Regions from separate parts of the Homo sapiens genome. Here region 2 is linked to region 1. The links are chromatin contacts, found by Hi-C or POLR2A ChIA-PET in ENCODE. All regions are on one chromosome and are shown on one strand. The core of a region is the stretch at or near the end of the contact, and the rest is flanking DNA. Distances in the headings are between cores, read along the strand shown. Region 1 has its middle 88 kb from the start of RRAS2. Region 2 has its middle 57 kb from the start of RRAS2.

Region 1 (3,217 bases), core at 427-2,926:
CGGATCATGAGGTCAAGAGATTGAGACCATCCTGGCTAACATGGTGAAACCCCGCCTCTACTAAAAATCCAAAAAATTAGCTGGGTGTGGTGGTGCACACCTGTAGTCCCATCTACTTGGGAGGCTGAGGCAGGAGGATCGCTTGAACCCCGGAGGTGGAGGTTGCAGTGAGCCAAGATTGTGCCACTGCACTCCAGCCTGGTGACAGAGCGAAACTGTCTAAAAAAGCAAACAACCTCCAGATAACTGGCAGGTAAATAGAAGGAGATGATAATCAAATGGTCTTTTTCAAACACATCACTTAATCACTTAAGGGTATTTAACCAGTGATTGCTTCTAAAATTTCAAAGTAATTTTTAGCAAAAGGTATTTTAATTAAAAATACTTGACTGAGCATGTTTTTTTTTTTTTTTTTTTTTTGTGCATGGCAGTAATAGGCATTCTGGGGAAATGGATAAATGTGGAGATTTTCCTTTTTTTTCAAATTACTCAGAGTCTAGTGCAGGAAGTTTTAGAGTGATAAAAACAAATGCTGGGACCCACTTTCAAGGCAGAGTAGGAAAAGCATTCAAAAAGTGTTGTCCAGCAGAAGGGATTGTAGCATATATTTCTCCTGGAAAATCTGAGGGAACTTCTTAATTAGAATTGGTGTTTAAGCTGGAGCTCGATGGATTGGTAGGATTTGAGATGGAGAGGAGAGAAGAGTGAGGGTGGAAAGATGAGAAAGGCCCAGAGTTGGCAGAATGCAGGGTGTATTCTGGACTGGAACCTTGGCCTAAAAAGATTCTACATGCAATGGGAAAAAAATATGATAAAATAGACTGGGATCAGGTTGTGGAGGGCTTTAAATAGGATGGCCCTTCTGTGTATAATGGGAAACTGCCAAGGATTCTGAACAGGAGGTGCCTGGATCTAATCTAGTGGTAGCATAATGGCAGAGAAGTGCAAATTTGGTGGTCAGATAGAGGTTGTTGGAATCATGGAATCTGTTCTCTTAGTATTATAAACTCAGTGAGGGCAGAATCACGTCTGTTGTGTTTATATTGCCTGGCATGTGCTGAAAAGCCATTTGATGAATGGATGATTTCAGAAAGAGAGACAATGAAGACCTGAACTGCAGTGACATGGGGAGAAGGAGACTGAACACTGGAGGGATATCCAAGTGATGTTTGAGTCTCCAAAATACTGTCTGGATGACCAGGAAGGTGGTGGTGCTATTAATTAAAATAAGGAGTATAGGCAACTCTCTAGTGATAGAAATTTATGTGACAATCCCATACAGGGTTAGTCCAGGAGGCATTTGGGAATGGGGAATGGGAATTGGAGGTCAAAAGAGGCTGCTCGGACTAGGAATGCAGATTTGAAATTTGTCTCTTTTGAGCTTAGTGATTGAGGAGATAAGAATGGGTAATATCCTCCAGGAAGAGAGTGTTTGAGGAGAGGGTCCAAGGGTAAAACTTTGGGGAAAACAAACATGGGAGGTAGAAGATGAAGAGGCAGCAAAAAGCCAAGAGAAGTAGCCAGAAACTGGAGAGAACCACGAGGCTGTTTTGTGAAGGAAGCCACGGAGGTGGTGGAAAGCATTGAGTGCTGTGCAGAGGATGGGGGAGTGAGAGGCTGCACTGGTCTTGTGCGGTTGCTGATGACTTCCTTAGATTTATTTCAGTCTTCTGGTTGTGGAAACCAGATGATAGTGAGTTGAGGTGTGATTGGAGGCTAAGGATGTGGAGGAAGTAAGTGTGGGCTATTTTGAGAAATTCTGTGGCAAAAGCAGGGCAAGATGGGGAAGTTATCTTGTTTTACAGGGTAGGAGGTTAGAGGAATAAGAATAAGCCACTGCAAGTTACTTAATCACAGATAGGGAGGTATGCAGATCTGGAACTATGTATTCACACCTGGATCCTTCAGCGTTTGAGAAATTTAGAAACCTAGTTCGCAGACTCTAGCACATGCCTCTCTGATGGGGGAGAGTGGCACAGTGCAGCTTCTCAAGACTTATCTGCATTGGAGGGCCAGGTTAAAAGATTGTTAGTCTCCAGTGTTGTGGACTGATACTTTTCTAAATGTTATAAAAAATGAATTATTTGGAAAATAATCATTCTCCTGTATATCATGGCAGTGTCAAATTAAGAGTTTCTAAACACTTGCTTTCAGTTTCTTTATCTCATTTGTGGATCTTATCAGGCTGCAGGTCTTGATTTGGGCAGCACTAGTGTAGTGGGGAAGGGAGCAGGAGAGTCGAGTGTTTTTCACAGGTGGCGCTTTTGACTTCCTCTGTAGGCTAGTGATTCCAGGTTAGAACCACTGAGTAACAGTTACATTCCAACACTAGAAAAAGAGGGACTATGTTTATACCAACTCCAGGTGTTGGAGTCAGTAGACTTGAATAAGATGTTTTCACCCTTTTCCCTTCTGTGAATACTTACAGATTATTTGAGGTAAAGAAAAATTGCTTAAACATGCAACTGCTTAAAATATGAGAACTATTACCAATCAGTTATAAAGACTAGGAGTATTTAGAACAGTATGAGAAAATGTTAATGAGTGCTATCTTATGTTAAGACATTATGAATATTATGAATGTTAAGTGAAGACAAATTTCATTTTGCTCTGATAACTGTAAAATTATGCATGCATATTTTATTTGTCATGACATTTTCAGTTATAAGTGACAGAAATGCAACCCAAACCAGCTTCACACAGTGCATGCATTTACTTATTTATGAAGTGAGGGTTGGGTGGAGTGCAGTTGGCTTTCAATGAGTCCTACAACAGGATACCATCAAGACCCACGTGTAAGAATTGTCTAAATTGTGGAGGTGGAGTAGAGGTGTCTGCTAGTAGGAGAGAGTTTGTGTCGAAGCCTAAGGCCAGAAAAGGTAAAATAACTGGCCCCAACCCTCATGGGTACTCAGGTGCAGCAGTGGTTTGAACCTAGGTCCGTGGTACTGAACCATGACACAGCCTCTGCTCTCCACCCTACAGAGCATGTGAAGCCTTCTGAACCAACAGGGTTTCTAAAGCAGGATGTCATTATTTAAATTTGACATTTTAGTGTAGATCTTTTGCTTTCAGATTTCAAAGGATGTAAATTGAAGAATTAGCTTCATGCTAATTAGCATTCGGCTGCTATTTATAATTTGTTACTGCATCTCATTTTCAAAAGGGATTTATTTTTATTCATTCTCCCTACATTGGGCAATATGAAGAACAACAT
Region 2 (3,461 bases), core at 863-3,362, 140 kb before region 1:
AGCATCTTGGCAAAGGGAGAAGGGTTCTGTGAGAGAGAAGGAAGGAATAACTGGATGTTGGCTGGACAATCAACTGCATCTTTTGTGATGATTCCTATTGCATTTTTTTGCATGTGAGTTCACATGGGTCTTTTAAGGCCATGGCTCAAATGGTTCCTTCCTGGTGAGGCTGACAATGGAATCAGCTACAGAGAATAGCACATGGCTCCCACCTCTCTCCCTCATTCCTCTCCTCTGCGCTTCCTGTCGCCCTCGCTCAGCATTAGTTTTATCTAAAGTTTTATCACCACCTGACATGTCATACTTTTAGCTTTACTTGTTTATTATGTCTTCTCCCTCTAAAATATAAATTACATGAGAGTAGAGGTTTGGAGTTGTTCAGTTTTGTACTTCTAATGTCTAGAAGAGTCCTGGCCCACAGTATGCACAACATAACAATTTGTTGAGTGAATAAAGTCTTCTAATCAGAGCCAGACTCCTTGGATCATCTCAGAGGTTGTCACCCAGCTATGGGGCCTGGGAATGGTCTCTGCTTTCACAGCTTCGTTTCTCCTCTTTCTGCTCTGTCTCTCTATCTATTTGCCCCTTGTCTATTCCTCAGTCTCTCTAATATCCATCTGCTGAGTAGGCTCATATTTGTCATTTTGCTTTCTTCCTACACAGCATTGATTGCAAATCTTTTTCTTCTCCCTTTTCATGCTGACTACCTCTTATTCTCTACATGCAAAATATTAAATATTTTGTGTTCAAATAAAGCTAAAAGAGCTGAGTGACCCTTATATCCTGCAAATATTTAAGACAGGACATCTCATTTTTTTGAGAACTTCATTTATGTTTTTACATACGTGTTTGAGAAATCCATACGGAGTGTATTACTGTAGGTGCTTCCATGTCTACCATTCCATGGCTTCCCGGATTTGTATCCTCTTTTTTTTTTTTTTTTTGAAACAGGGTCTCACTCTGTCACCCAGGCTGAGTGCAGATGTGTGATCATGGCTCACTGCAGCCTCGACCTCCCTGGCTCAAGTGATCCTCCCACCTCAGCCTCCTGAGTAGCTGGGACTACAGGCCCACACCACCACACCCGGCTAATTTTTTATTTTTTGTAGAGATGGAGTCTTGCTGTGTTGCCAAGGCTAGTCTAAAACTCCTGGGCATAAGTGACCCTTCCACCTTGGCCTCCCAAAGAGCTGAGATTATAGATGTGAGCCACTGTGCCTGGCCCTGGGTTTGTAACCTCTTTGAAGTCCTCTTTAGTATGAATATTTTTAAATTTTAAGAGAAAAGCCTCTGCTTTCTCCCATACCACTCCCACCCTAAAATCTGTCTGCCTCTAGTAAGGGACATGTAAGAAGGCATTGTTTTCTTATGTGATATTTTCTGACTGTAGGACTGGACAAAGGAACAATGATAAAAATAACAATAGAAAATATGTATTTGTCTAGCACTTTACAATAAACTGTTACCATTGTTCTTTTCTTAATTATAAAATTCATATGAGCTTACAAAATATTACTTTTTTTTTTTTTTTTTTTTTTTTTTTTAGCAAGGCTCTGTCTCCCAGGCCAGAGTGCAGTGGCACAGTTTGGGATCACTGCAACCTCTGCCTCATTGGTTCAAGCGATTCTCCTGCCTCAGCCTTCCAAGTAGCTGGAACTGTAGGAGTACGCCACTACGCCCGGCTAATTTTTGTATTTTTAGTAGAGATGGGGTTTCACCACGTTGCCCAGGCTTGTCTCAAACTCCTGACCTTAAGTGATCCTCCTGCCTCAGGTTCCCAAAGTGCTGGGATTACAGGTGTGAGCCACTGCACCTAGCCTACAATTTTTTTTAGTGGGATCGCATTGCACCATGGTGTTATTGGGCTTTCAGAGACTGAGAGAGGTTATCTAATAGATATGGCTAGGAGGTGGAAGAGCCAGAACTAGAACCTGGGCCCTGTCATCCCAAAGCCTTTGCTCTTCTCAGTGCCCCCGTTCCAGGCATTCAACTTGGCCTTCGCCTCCCTCTCTGATGATGTGAACGTGTAAGTGGGTGTTAGTTGTTAGGCTTACTTGATGACTCAGAACAGCTGCCTTCCCCTCTGAGGTCGGGGGTAACCCCAGGTAGGTACTGCCCACCCAGGAGCCTGTGGCTTCCTGCCTTCTTCAGTTCAAGGGTTTATCAGATAAGGCGGAGCCTTAAAATGCTCATATTTCCCAGAACACATAGTTTGATTTGACAAGCACAGGCTGCAAAGACTGACCAGAGGACAGGGAGTGTGTGGTCATGGGTAAATAGCAGTGGAGACTGGAAGAGTCCAGGGCTAACAGCCTCTTCCTCCAGTCCAGCATCTGTACCCCCAGGGCCTCAGTATCTATAACTAGTGAGCCTATGTCCCCAGATAGGGGTCCCTCCTCCACCAGAAAGTGAACTTTAGAAAGCCAGATGGTCTCAGCCCTCACAGGCTTCCAGGAAACCTCAACAATTCTAAGAAGACCCCATTTCCTGCTTCACACCCAGAGCCTGAGTCTTTGGTGGGGAAAGGGAGGGAAGCCTGTGCCACCCCCTGCTCCCTCCACCTCCGATCCTTGCCCTAGGCAACCCCTCTGTTTGAACAACTTCTCATAGAGACAGCACATCTCTATGGGGTGTTGAGAGGGGGCCTCCCAGCTTATCCAGACTCTAGGATCCCCCTCTTCTCTGGGATACCTTTCACACCCATGTCTCCTAACCCAGATCCTTCTGTTACTCCCGAGCTAAAGACAGGCCCTAGAGGTGAGCCAAAGCAACTGACAGCCCTAAAGGCATTTCAATGTGGTTATGACATTTAATAAATCAATGTTTCCCCGTATGGAAGTCATATAGCATTGGTAGGACAGAAAATAATTTTAAGTTTCCACATGAATATCAGCATTAAAGAATATTTAATTACCCCCTTTTTCATTCCTTTTCAATACTTTTGATTATATCAAGAAGAATGTCTCCATTAGGTGCTAGTAGTTCTTTAACATCCCTCTGATACCAGTAAGACTCACCATGAAGAAAAGAAGAGAGGGCATAAATAAATAATATTAAAAATAAAAACAGGATTATAGCAAGCACTTTCTATATAATGTTTTAAAAGATAACCTTTCAAAAGCAACAACATTGTTTACGTGTAGAAATAAATCTCATAAAAGATGTACGCCTAGTCTTTATCAAGAAAATTATATAATTTTAATGAAAACTATAAAGTAAAACCTAAACAAATAAGATCCAGCATGGATGGGAAGAAAACTCAATATGATAAAGATGTCAGTTCTTCCAAATTATTCTAGAAATTTAATGCAATCCCAATCAATATTCTGAATGTGTGTGTGTGTGTGTGTGTGTGTGTGTGTGTGTGTGTGTTTAATTTTTCTAGCTGATTCTAAAACTTATTTGGAAGACCAAACAGAGCTGCTATTTTATATTTTATATAGGGTGGCCTGGGAAGGCCC

The links. Hi-C counts contacts between places; a loop is a spot of excess contacts on that map. ChIA-PET counts read pairs that join two places held with the same protein, here RNA polymerase II (POLR2A). Pooled maps may share reads with other maps.
Region 2: a pooled map shows a loop between it and region 1 (5-fold over the local background). The contact joins two enhancer-like sites. A Hi-C loop is called at or near these places in 7 of 50 pooled maps. POLR2A ChIA-PET finds 5 or more read pairs at or near these places in 8 of 52 experiments (BJ, GM12878, H1 and 4 more).

Annotation. Positions count from the first base shown.
Region 1 is chr11:14,269,875-14,273,091 of GRCh38, reverse strand. No RefSeq gene overlaps it. Among named protein-coding and RNA genes, the nearest start is that of RRAS2, 88 kb to the left of the region's middle. Within about 2 kb of position 1,676, at least 5 of the 41 ENCODE cell types and tissues checked have a DNase peak (open chromatin) inside an H3K27ac peak, as active enhancers do.
Region 2 is chr11:14,413,987-14,417,447 of GRCh38, reverse strand. No RefSeq gene overlaps it. Among named protein-coding and RNA genes, the nearest start is that of RRAS2, 57 kb to the right of the region's middle. Within about 2 kb of position 2,112, at least 5 of the 41 ENCODE cell types and tissues checked have a DNase peak (open chromatin) inside an H3K27ac peak, as active enhancers do.